4 separate regions of the Homo sapiens genome follow, and regions 1, 2 and 4 are each linked to region 3. A link is a contact called in ENCODE Hi-C or POLR2A ChIA-PET data. All regions are on one chromosome and are shown on one strand. Each heading gives the region's core, a stretch centred on a gene start or an enhancer-like site at or near the end of the contact. The rest is flanking DNA. Distances are from core to core; before and after follow the strand shown. Region 1 overlaps ADGRB2 (adhesion G protein-coupled receptor B2). Region 2 holds the start of HDAC1 (histone deacetylase 1). Region 3 holds the start of KHDRBS1 (KH RNA binding domain containing, signal transduction associated 1). Region 4 overlaps HDAC1 (histone deacetylase 1).

Region 1 (2,822 bases), core at 112-2,611, 270 kb after region 3:
CTCTTCTGGGAGTCCAGGTTTCAGAGATGGAGAAATTTCAGGGATCATGTGGATCAGGCCCTGGGGCTGGTGACTGACGTGGAGGGAAAGGCCCCAGAGTGGATGAGACCAGAGGCTGGGCTGGGTGGCAGTTCTGAGCCCCCAGCAGCAGATTTGCTCAGGGTGGCTGCTCCTCATGCTTGGTGAGAAAGAGCTTCCTCTCAGCTGCAGAGCCCGGGCTGGGCAGCAGGGGGCAGGAAGAGGCAGCCCTGGTGGGTCCCTTCACACTCAGCGTGCCTGTCCAGTACTGCTGGCTTTTAGAGATAGGAAGGAGCCTGGAGGTGGGGGAGAGGAGCACCTAATAGTCTGGGGATAGCATGGGGTGAGCCCATCCTCAAAGGCTCTTCCAGTCCCACCTGCTCATGCAGAGGCTGCTGGGCCTTTCCCTTCTGTGCCCATGTCTGCCCCTCCCTGACACCCCATTGTGGGAGAGGGCCCTGATGAGCTCATGTCTGTGCAGGAGGGCCAGGCTTTGGAGAATGGAAGCCACCAGGGCTGGTAGTGCTTCCAAGGCCTAGCCCAGACACATAAATCAGGGCAGCTGAGAGCCTGGTGGGGCCAGGGTCAAGGTAGCCTGGCCTCCTCGAGCACCTGCTGTTCTCCTGGCCTCAGGGCCAGCAGGAGAAAGGTCTGTTGGATGTGGGCACTTGTCCTAGGCCCCTTGGGTCTCAGAGGAGTGGCATTCTGACCTGTGCCTCCAGGTCACAGTCCAGTGCTGCTTGGGGAGCATGAACTGTATCTCAGAGATAGGCTCGGGGCCAGGGTTGCAGCAGCTCAGCTTGGATGTTTTTTCAGCCCCTAGGAGTCAGTACAATGGAGGAGCAAATGCAGCTGTGTGCTCTTGGACAAGGCACTTCCCCTGTCTAGCCCTCAGTTTCCTCATCTGTAAACAGAGATGATGGTTCTTCTTTCCAGTGAGAGGACTAAAGGAGAGGGTTATGGGCCGCACTTGGCACAGAAGCATTCCCAGAGCTCTTTCATATGGGCAGCCATGCCCCTTAAATCTCCCCCACATCTGGCTGAGGCAAGAGGTGGAAAAGATGACTGTGAGGTCAGGGCCTAGTCCTGTGTAGCCTTCTGAACCTCAGTTTCCTTGTCTGTGAAATAGTGGTGGTGGGGCAGAGGGCAGAATGTGATCCTGAGAGAGCATCATGCAGTTGGTTCCAGGCCCTCAGGCGGAGGGCAAGGAAGGCTGCCTTCACTGTGCCACTGTAACAGAACCTAGCTGGCCTTTGCTGAGCCCCTGCCACCACCTCCGTGTTCCAGGTGAGGAGCCGGAAGAGGAACCGAAAGTGAAAACCCAGTGGCCGAGGTCTGCAGATGAGCCTGGGCTATACATGGCGCAGACAGGTAACTCGGGCCCGCCTCCCTTCCTCTGCGGCGGGGGCCCGACTGTGTGCGTCTGGTGGTGTGTGTGCTTGGTGTGTGCCTGTCTGTCTCTGTCCTGCAGTTCAGTCGCGTCTGTGCCACATGAAGCTTGTGGGAAGGGCTGGGTGGCCTCCTGAAGAGCCTGTTACTTGGGGTCAGGGTAGGAGGAGCCCTCTGATGCCTGCCCCCACCTTACTGCCACTCCCCCTATCCCTATGAGACTGAGTGCTTGGGAGGTGCCCCCTGCCGCCGACGCTGTCCCTCTCTCGTAGGCGACCCGGCGGCTGAGGAGTGGTCCCCGTGGAGCGTGTGTTCCCTGACGTGTGGGCAGGGTCTGCAGGTGCGGACCCGCTCCTGTGTGTCCTCCCCCTATGGGACCCTGTGCAGCGGGCCCCTGCGGGAGACCAGGCCCTGCAACAATTCAGCCACCTGCCCAGGTAGGCCCATCCTCCTCCCCACCCCACCTGCCTGCAGGGTTAGGTCCTGCCTGGGACTTGGGCAGATTAATCTCCAAAATGGTTGGTTGCCTCCTCCTTTCATTCAACAAATGTGGCTGTTCCCCACACCATGCCCAACTCTGCGTACCATGCCAGCCCGGTGCAGGGCACTGGGGGCACAGATGGATCAGACCAGGGCCCATGCTACTGGGCCCGGTTCTGGGCACATCATTCCCCCAGTGCCTGCATCCTGGTAACCAAGGCTCGTGTTTTTACCCACTCCGCTCTGGCCATATCAGTAGCTTGCGCACTTTCCCACCTCCCTGCATTTGCTGATTCTTGTCCTATCCTTTCTCCCTGACCTTGGCTATTCAAATTCAGCCTGTCTTTCAAGATCTAAGACAAACGCCACTTCCCTGACCTTCCCCTCCTTCCTTTGGACACCCCCTCTCAAGGGAGCCTCCCCTAAGCCTCCCTCAGTTGAGTGTGTAGTTGTTAAGGAAATGCATGTGCTTGCTTGAGACGGCAAGGGCAGGGTAGCCTCAGCCAGTCCTGCTCCTTGCTCCCTGAGTGGGTGAAGTGAGGCCTAGGCCATGCCAGTGGTGCTGTGGATTTAGAGCAGGGCCTACCTGGGAAGGGCTCTTGGTACCTGGGGGTATGGCAGGAGTTTGCAAAGGCCTGGGGCAAAGCTGTGTTCCAGCGTGTGAGCTCGGTGTGTCGGTGTCCATGTAGAGGTTCATGTTTATTTGTGTGTCTGTGCGCTTGGGGCTGGGAAGGGCGCTTCTCTTGCCCCCGGACTGCTGTGTTGTATTCAGGCTCTGGGTCTAGGGGTGGGTGGGATGGGGAGGGGTGGAATGGCGTGGGTCCTGGGTCCTTTCCTGAATTTTCCTGTGCCCTCAGGAGAGGAGGACCCCTGGTTCCCCTCCTGTTGGTCCTGGCCCCCTTGTCCAGGCGTCCACAGGGGCTGTCCTATGTGAA
Region 2 (2,865 bases), core at 40-2,539, 280 kb before region 3:
CAGCCCTTCATGGTCCGGTCCCTATTTACATCTTTTTTTTTTTTTTTTTTTAAGACAGAGCCTCGCTCTGTTGTCCAAGCTGGAGTGCAGTGGCACGATCTCAGCTCACTGCAACCTCTGCCTCCCGGGTTCTAAGGGATTCTCCTGCCTTAGGCTCCAGAGTAGCTGGGATTACAGGCGCACACCACCATGCGCGGCTAATTTTGTATTTTTAGTAGAGACGGGGTTTCACCATGTTGGCCAGGCTGGTCTCGAACTCCTGACCTCAGGTGATCCACCAGCCTCGGCCTCCCAAAGTGCTGGGATTACAGGCGTGAGCCACCACGCCCGGCCAAATGCCTGTTTTTCAAAGGTCCTGTCCTCTCTCTTGCCTCTGAAACTTGCTGTTATCTTTGCCTTCCCTGTGCCTGGCTAAGAACTCCTGTTCTTCAGGTCCTAACTAAGATGTCCCCTCCTTCGCTGACTCCTCAGGTGGAGTTCGGTGCCTCTTCTCTGTGCTCCCCTAACACTCTGAGCTCTGACACGGAGAGAACTTCGGTCACTGGGAAGGGTGACCCGATCAACCCCACGGCCCCAGCCCCTCAACACTTCCTCGAACACAGTAACCTGCTTGAGAGATTAAGTGAGAAGTCTGTTTTAACAGGTTGCATCCTTCTCCTTGCAACCCCTGGCGCCCCACGTCGCAGTAGCAACCGCAGGCCCCGCTCAGAGGCTGGGGGAGGGGAGGCGGGCAACCAGTCGTGCAGGACTCTTCCCCCAGAAAAGATGAGGAAGGGACGGGGCAGGGAAGAGCTTTGGGTTCTCGGCAAGAAAATGTATCCTTGCAGCCGTCTCCATCAGATTCAGCCTCCCCGCTCCGACGCACCCTCCCCTCTAGGAGTCCCACTCAAACTCTCCACATCAGACTTCCTCAGAATCTTCCCATCAAGATTACCTCACGCTTCCCCCACGCGATCCCCTCTTGGTCTCAGCCTCGATCTCCCTTCCTCGCAGCCTCCTCCCTCAGCCTCGACTTCCCCCTCGCAGCCTCCTCTCCGAGCCTCTCCCCAGCGCCTCAGCCTCCCGCAGCCTCCCATCGGCGCTCCAGCCTCAGCCTCCAGGTTCCCGGTCCGGCCCGGCCTGGCCCCGCCCCCGCCGCGAGGACGGTGCTCACCGTCGTAGTAGTAACAGACTTTCCTCCGGGTGCCCTGCGTCTGCGCCATCTTGCTCGCCTCCCGTCCCTACCGTCAGTCGGTCCGTCCGCCCTCCCGCCCGCGGCTCCGCTCAGCGTCCGACCCAGGGGGGAGGGGGCGGGCCTCCGGCCCGCCCCGCCCGTCCCCTCCTGGGCTCACCTATAGCCGCGCAGCCCGGGCACCGCTCCAGCCAATCAGCTTGCGCAGACACGGGCCCGGAACTCGGCAGGGGGCAAGGGCAGCCCGGAGAGGCCGCCGAGGGCCCCCTGGGCCTGTACCAAGGTCTGCGACAGATGGGTGGGGAGCCGCCCGGGGACCGTACCATCAGTCCCGGGGGAGGAAAGCAGCTCTGTAAACTTAACAGTCCCACTTCGTCGTGAAAAGCGTGCTTGGAGATCGGAGGCCAACTTTCTGATTTTACGGAGAATAAACCGAGGCCTACAGGGGAAAAGTGACTTGCACAAGGTCACTCAGCCAATAAAAGGGCTGAACCTGGGTTAGAAAGCGAGTTTGTGGCCGCAAAGGAGGGCTACAGAAAAATAATTAAAAAGAAAAGCAACACGCGGGTTTGGAGAGGAAGAAACCGACAAGAAAGGGAAAGAAAGCTAATGTTTGTCGAGGGGCTGCTGTGTGCCAAGTACTGTGCGACACTTTACCAATGTTATTTCAGTTTTTCCTCAAAACAGCTCTCGGCCAAGGGCTTTTTACCTCCATTTTACAGGACAGGATAAAGAAGTTCAGACTTCTGTGAATTATTCAAAGTTACACAAAGTAATTAAATTCAATTTTTTAATTGTACAGGGTTTTTAAAATGCTTTCTTTGCACCAGAGGCACTGTAACAAAGTGACAGAACCCAGCCTTTCAGACTCCAAAATCTACCTCCCTGATGCAGTCACCCAGGATGACTAAGTAGGCGTCTCTTTAGACAGGAGGAAATGGGATTATCCTATGATAGGAGGGCAGGTTTCCTTTCTTTTCTTTCCCTGTTTTTTTTTTTTTTTTTTTTTTTGAGACAAGAGTTTCGCTCTAGTTGCCCAGGCTGGAGTGCAATGGTGTGATCTCGGCTCACCACAATCTCTGCCTCTGTGTTCAAGCGGTTCTCCTGCCTCAGCCTCCCGAGTAGCTGGGATTACAAGCATGTGCCACCATGCCCGGCTAATTTTGTATTTTTGGTAGAGACTGGGTTTCTCCGTGTTGGTCCAGGTGGTCTCGAACTCCTGACCTCAGGATCCGCCCACCTCGGCCTCCCAATATGCTGAGATTACGGGCGTGAGCCACAGCGCCCGGCCTAGGAGGGCAGGTTTCTCAGCCTGGTAGCTAATGACATTTTGGGCCAGGTAATGCTTTTTTGTAGGAAGCTATTCTGTGCATTAACAGCTTCTGTGAAGCTGTTCTGTGCCTGGGCAACTAGAGTGAAACTCTTGTCTCAAAAAAAAAAAAAATTAAGCAGCATCCTTAGCCTCTACCCACTAGATGCCAGTAGCACCTTCCCCCCAGGCTGTGACAACCAAAATTGTCTCTAGACATTGCCAAGTACTGTGCAATAGCTTTACCATTGGGTTGGGGGGAAGATTAGTGGGGTGTAAGGGAGTGTAAAATTGCCCCCAACTCTACCATTAAGAACCACTCCACCAGATCATCAATTATCAACTGATCATCACTGAAAGCTGAAAGACCTAAAAGTGCAATGCT
Region 3 (2,963 bases), core at 87-2,586:
CAAAAATGTAAAAAACAGCAACAAAAAGGCCAAGCCTTTCAGTACAAGCATCATGCAACTTCTCTCAATTTCTGTCCATCTCGTTGGGAAACGTCATGTGAACTACGCGGGAGTCCCTATCGTCCCATTTCACTGTCTCTAGGGTTACTTCACTCCTTCAACGACAGTGAACACACGGTGTAAAATGGCTCAGTAGCAATTCTTATTTTATCAGCCTTAGTCGGAAATCTGATTCGGAAACCTCAAGCTCCGATCCACATAAATCGCTCCTTCCTCCCAGCAACTTAAGCTGCGGTTACCGCTAAGTCCGGCTCGGCCCCAGCGACAGCAAGGCACTGGACAGGGCATTCCAGCCTCACCCCACCTCACCTCGGCCCTTCCTCCCACGGTCCCTCCCCGCTCTGGCTGTCTTCACCTCCTACACCTCGGTCGAGGCGCTCATCGCCACCCGCGATCAAAAAGGGTTTCCCTTCAGGGAAAGGGGGAAATGAAGGTTCATTTCTGGAAGAATCTGCGCGCCCGGCAGCCGCAAGAGGAGGGAGGAGGGAAGAGTCGGGAAAGGGGCGGGGAGCTCAGCACTATCCATCAAGACATTAGCGCTAGGGGATCGCAAAGTCGCCTTCGGGCCTCCACTGCAGCCTAGAAATTCTCCCACGCACTCCGGGCTGAGGTGGGAATGTGGAATCCAGGCTCCCAAAAATGAGGATGAGACCGGAACTCCCGACTGCCTCGGTCCCGAGGGGGCGGGAAGCGAGAGGAACAAAGCCAGGGCCACTCATGCCCGGGATGGCCGGGCGACCCAGAGGGACACGGGAGGCCCCCTTACCTGCCGTCAGCAGCTGCATGGCGTGAGTGAAGGACGGGTCGAGCGAGTCCTTCTCGGCCATGAGTTCGGGCAGGTACTTGTTCTCTGGCTCCATCTTGACCGAGGCTGTGGCCGAGGGGGGCAGCAGCGGGGTCGGCGCTGGCCCGCCCACTGTCGCGTCGGGACCCGTGGCCGAGGGCGGCAGCAGCGGTGGCGGCTGCGTGGCGGGCGAGGCCCGGGCGCCCCCGCGGGATCCCCCTCCGCCTCCCCGGGACCGGTGAGGCAGCGGCGGCTGCCGAGACGGCGTCTGACGCACCGAGGGGTGGGCACCGGAGGGGTCCATGGAGCCGCTACGGCCCGAAGACCGGCTCATGCGCGCGGCGGGGTCGTCCCGGCGCTGCATCTGGGAGGATGTGCGATCCAAGGAGCGAGAAAGCGACGCGGCAGCGACGGAGGCCCGAGCGGCGGTTGGCGGGGGTGGCAGAGCGGGAGCGGTAGCGACCGAAGCCGACCCGAGCGACCCAGCGAGAGAGAGCACCGGAAATGAGGCGGCGCGCGTGCGCAGCCAGCCACCGGCACCGCCCTTGGGTTTCTCCGCGGAGAACAAAGTCCCCAGTCCGGCCACGGCGCCTGCGCACCGCCGCGGCGTCCGAGAAGTCGCCTCCCGACTCTGGCTTTCCCTCCGCTCCCGCCAGGCCAGAGCTTGATGCGCATGCGCGGGAGGCAGTGGGCTCCGTTCGTTTCGTTTTCCACGTGACTCGGCGCTAGCGGAACACGTGTCTCCTCCCCTTTCTGGCGTGGAGGGGGCGGGAGCTGTGGAATGTCTTTGTCTGCGCGCGGGCCCGCGGAGTGTGGGGCGGGAGACCTGTTACTCGCGGGGCCACGCCCTCTCCAACGGCTGAGCAGTGGAGGGAGGCTGTGGGGAGTGGGGTGGGGGGCGGTCACCGAAGTAAGGAAGTAAAAGACTGCCGAGAGGGTCACGGAAAGGGGAGGGAGAGAGAATTGAGACCGCCTGGGGAGGAAGACAGGAGTGAGACAGACTGCACAGGGAGAAAGGAAGGCTGAGGGAGAGTCTGATGCAGGGGGAAAGTTGGGGAAGGGAAACCTGGAGGGAGAAATTGAGGAAGGACGGCTTGGTGGAAACACTGAAGGCGATTGGAGTACTTGAACTAAGAGGGATGGTTCAGATCAGAGATCTGAAGTCTAGCAAAGAAAAGGGTCCCAGACATCAGGGAACACAAGAAGTTGTTTCCAGTATATATATTTCCAGTATTACATATATTCCAGTCGGTTCTAAAACGGTTGACATTGTTGGTACGGGAAATCTTAAGCAGCATTTTAGCTCTTTTTACATATTTTACTGCTTTTTCTGAATTGTGTTTGTTTTGTTTCGCCGTCATTATTGCCAATTAAGTGTTTCTTCCTTCAAAAAGTGAGGTAGAGACCAGATCCTTAATCCACGTTGGTTGCATCATTAGGATGGCTTCTTCTACCACTCCAGACTTGCTCAAAGAGACCCTTGCCACTACTCTCAAAGGCAAGGTACATAGTGGACAGTCGCCTACGACGTTCTCCACATCCTGGTGTGCTATATGCAAGTGGAGCCTTAGGTCCCTACTTGTCCCATAAGCCATCAAAAGCCTGGTGCCCTCTCTAACTTTCCCTTCCCTCCGCAGATTATTTTCTTCTTCCATTTAAAGCACTCACTCCCATCTCTTTTCCTTCTGGATTAGTTCTCCTAATGAGCCCACACTTTTCAAAAGTCTTTGGGGACCGGTGCGGTGGCTTATGCCTGTAATCCCAGCACTTTGGGAGGCCTAGGTGGGAGGATTACTTGAGGCTAGGAGTTCGAGAGCAGCCTGGACAATATAATGAGACCTCATCTCTACAATAAAAAAAGTTTCCGCCCGGCTTGGTGGCTCATGCCTGTGATCCCAACACTTTGGGAGGCCGAGGTGGGCAAATCACCTGAGGCCAGGAGTTCGAGACCAACTTGGCCAACATGATGAAACCCCATCTTTACTAAAAATATAAAAATTAGCCGGGTGTGGTGGTGCATACCTGTAATCCCAGCTACTTGGGAGGCTGAGGCAGGAGAATTGCTTGAACCAGGGACGCGGAGGCTGCCGTGAGCCGAGATCACGCCACTGCACTCCAG
Region 4 (2,981 bases), core at 442-2,941, 300 kb before region 3:
TTTAAATATATTATCTTCACTTATTCCCCCATCCTTGACTATGAAATAGGCACTAATGTCTTTTTTTTTTTGGTCTCGCTCTGTTGCCCAGGCTGGAGTGCAGTAGTACAATCATGGCTCACTGCAGCCTCGACCTTCCAGGCTCAAAAGATCCTCCCTCCTCAACCTCCTGAGTAGCTGGGACCACAGGTGTGCACCGCCATGCCCAGCTAATTTTTTTATTTTTTTGTAGAGATGAGGGTCTCACTATGTTGCCCAGGCTGGTCTCAAACTCCTGGCTGGGCTCAAGCAATCCTCCCACCTTGGGCTCCCAAAGTGCTAGGATTACAGGCATGAACCGCTGTGCCTGTCCTGTCTTCCTCTTAAAGAGGGAAAACAGGTCGGGCACAGTGGCTCAGGCCTATAATCCCAGCACTTGGGGAAGCCGAGGCTGGCATATCACCTGAGGTCGGGAGTTTGAGACCAGCCTGACTAACATGGAGAAACCTAAAAATACAAAATTAGCCGGGCGTGGTGGCACATCCCTGTAATCCCAGCTACTCAGGAGGCTGAGGCAGGATAATCGCTTGAAGCCGGGAGACGGAGGTTGTGGTGAGTAGAGATCGCCCCATTGCACTCCAGCCTGGGCAACAAGAGCGAAACTCTGTCTCAAAAAAAAGTGGCAGGGGCGGGAAATAACACCAGAGGGGCTAGGAAACCAAGGATTCAAACTAAGACATGAAAGCTTATTTTCTTACTTTAATAGCAAGTTGCTCCTCTAGTGAGAGCCCACTGTGCTGAGAGTAGAGCCTGATCCTTGGCCTAAATGGGTTATGGAAACCTCTAAAGCCATCTACAGGAAAGGCATGAATTTGCCTCATCTTGGAGGGAAATAAGACCCTGCAATTCAGAGAGCAAACACCTCACTCACAGCAGCTGGCAGCTCCTGGAGTTGTCGGTAGCAAAGAAGCTTAATGCTTCAAGGAAGGTCTCTGTGGTTCTGCCATCAATACCACTGTACAGTTATTATTAGTTGTAATAATAGTTATAAATAACTTTCTTCCTTGGGAGTAAGACTACCTTGTGGTCAGCAGCAACAAACAAGTGCCGCATATTTTCTGACACTTCCATATAAGCTGTCATAAGTTAATCAAAACTTCTTCTGGACAGTGCTGTTATACTATATGAAGTCTTAGGTGCTAAGAGATAATTTCTAAAATAACACAAGGGGGAAGTCAGGTATGATAGTTTTGTCCCAAATTTGAATACTTTTTTTTTCCCCCTCACAGCTAAAATAATTCCCACGATTCCTACAAACTAAGCGTGGCTTCCAAGATGGGACCTGCTCTGAAGTTCAAGTCCAAGGGATCAGGGGCAGCATCACCTCATCTCAAAGATTACACCATCTAGAATCTGTCCTGAGTGGCCTCTAAATTCTCAATTAATACCCACTAAGTCAAAACAGTTACAGTTGGACAGAAATCAGAGATCATGTGGCCCAGCCCACTTTACAAAAGAAGAATCTGAGGGGAAGTGACTTGCCCACTCAGCTGAGAGTTAGAGTTAAATTTTACTGTATCTATTGTCTCCCCGTCCCAGGTCAGTGCTTTTTCCACTACAATAATTACAGTACTCTTGGGACAGTGTTGTGAACATAACCAGAAAAAGTACTACCTCTATCGTTTACAAATCAGGAAACATGAAAAATCCGACTTGAGGGGAAAAAGCACTCTGGCACCTTTAGGAGGTAGGGGAAATCAGGTGTCCACTGAATGGGAGGTGCGAGGACGGCAGAATGGGCCTCTACAGTGGAAAGGGAGATGCAACTGGCGGCTTCAGAGTGTGAGGGAACAGAATGGACTTACATCTCTGCATCTGCTTGCTGTACTCCGACATGTTATCTGGACGGATGGAGCGCAAGAATTTAATGTAGTCATCGCTGTGGTACTTGGTCATCTCCTCAGCATTGGCTTTGTGAGGGCGCTAGAGGGCAGAAGGGAGAAAGGGCAAGTTATTTTTGACCACGGCCAGTCCAGTCAATCTAGTTTGAATATTTATATTTCCTGCGCAGCATGGAGCTAGGTGCTATAAAGAATAAAAAGAAATAACTGGTTAGATTCAGGCTTCAAGAAATTTACAATCTAACTAGGCAAACAAGATTATCAAAGGAGACAGAGTATCAGAAGACCTACAGCAGCTCAAGCTCTGTTGCTTAGGCAAGTTACTGTCTCTTGAACCTCCATTTCCTCATTTACTAAACAGGGACAACATAGACCACACAGGGAAGTTGAGAGAATTGGAAGAGGTTGTTAAATCTCTTTGTAAACTGTAAGGTGCTTTACAAAATTATTACTTTTTTTTTTTGAGACGGAGTCTCGCTCTGTCTCCCAGGCTAGAGTGCAGTGGCGCAATCTCGGCTCACTGCAAGCTCCGCCTCCCGGCTTCACGCCATTCTCCTGCCTCAGCCTTCCAAGTAGCTGGGACTACAGACGCCCACCACCACGCCCGGCTAATTTTTTTTGTATTTTTAGTAGAGACAGGGTTTCACCGTGTTAGCTAGGATGGTCTTGATCTCCTGACCTCGTGATCCGCCCGCCTCGGCCTTCCAAAGTGCTGAGATTACAGGCATGAGCCACCAAGCCCGACCTTTTTTTTCGTTTTTTTTTGTTTGTTTGTTTGTTTTGAGGCGGAGTCTCACTCTGTCACCCAGGCTGGAGTGCAATGGCATGATCTCGACTCACTGCAACCTTCGCCTCCTGGGTTCAAGCGATTCTCCTGCCTCAGCCTCCCGAGTAGTTGGGATTACAGGCGCCCACCACGACGCTGGCTAATTTTTGTATTTTTAGTAGAGATGGGGTTTTACCATGTTGGTCAGGATGGTCTCGAACTCCTGACCTCAGGTGATCCGCCCTCCTCGGCCTCCCAAAGTGCTGGATTACAGGCATGAGCCACTGCGCCCGGCCTACAAAATTATTACTTATTATTATATAAAACTGGCCGAG

The links. A loop is a pair of places that touch in the nucleus more often than their neighbours do. ChIA-PET counts read pairs that join two places held with the same protein, here RNA polymerase II (POLR2A). Pooled maps may share reads with other maps.
Region 1: a pooled map shows a loop between it and region 3 (2.3-fold over the local background). The contact joins the enhancer-like site here to the promoter of KHDRBS1 in region 3. A Hi-C loop is called at or near these places in 1 of 50 pooled maps. POLR2A ChIA-PET finds 5 or more read pairs at or near these places in 2 of 52 experiments (A673 and BJ).
Region 2: a map of CD8-positive, alpha-beta T cell shows a loop between it and region 3 (5-fold over the local background). The contact joins the promoter of HDAC1 here to the promoter of KHDRBS1 in region 3. A Hi-C loop is called at or near these places in 1 of 168 maps with a recorded cell type or tissue (CD8-positive, alpha-beta T cell), 1 of 37 single-sample maps with no recorded cell type and 11 of 50 pooled maps. POLR2A ChIA-PET finds 5 or more read pairs at or near these places in 1 of 52 experiments (WTC11).
Region 4: a loop to region 3 is called in a pooled map, with 4 times the contacts of the local background. The contact joins the enhancer-like site here to the promoter of KHDRBS1 in region 3. A Hi-C loop is called at or near these places in 1 of 37 single-sample maps with no recorded cell type and 3 of 50 pooled maps. POLR2A ChIA-PET finds 5 or more read pairs at or near these places in 2 of 52 experiments (WTC11 and naive thymus-derived CD4-positive, alpha-beta T cell).

The regions. Positions count from the first base shown.
Region 1 is chr1:31,743,215-31,746,036 of GRCh38, reverse strand. ADGRB2 (adhesion G protein-coupled receptor B2) reads left to right here. Exons shown (of 33, transcript NM_001364857.2): 5 at 1,306-1,389; 6 at 1,680-1,844. Among named protein-coding and RNA genes, the nearest start is that of MIR4254, 14 kb to the left of the region's middle. RefSeq lists an enhancer at 1,219-1,268. Within about 2 kb of position 1,361, at least 3 of the 41 ENCODE cell types and tissues checked have a DNase peak (open chromatin) inside an H3K27ac peak, as active enhancers do.
Region 2 is chr1:32,290,507-32,293,371 of GRCh38, reverse strand. HDAC1 (histone deacetylase 1) reads right to left here and starts at 1,289. Exons shown (of 14, transcript NM_004964.3): 1 at 1,154-1,289. The coding sequence starts at 1,202. RefSeq lists enhancers at 1-424, 496-555 and a silencer at 1,166-1,575.
Region 3 is chr1:32,012,241-32,015,203 of GRCh38, reverse strand. KHDRBS1 (KH RNA binding domain containing, signal transduction associated 1) reads right to left here and starts at 1,336. Exons shown (of 9, transcript NM_006559.3): 1 at 827-1,336. The coding sequence starts at 1,208. RefSeq lists silencers at 328-437, 918-1,127 and an enhancer at 531-1,101.
Region 4 is chr1:32,315,646-32,318,626 of GRCh38, reverse strand. HDAC1 (histone deacetylase 1) reads right to left here. Exons shown (of 14, transcript NM_004964.3): 3 at 1,845-1,962. Among named protein-coding and RNA genes, the nearest start is that of MARCKSL1, 19 kb to the left of the region's middle. Within about 2 kb of position 1,691, at least 6 of the 41 ENCODE cell types and tissues checked have a DNase peak (open chromatin) inside an H3K27ac peak, as active enhancers do.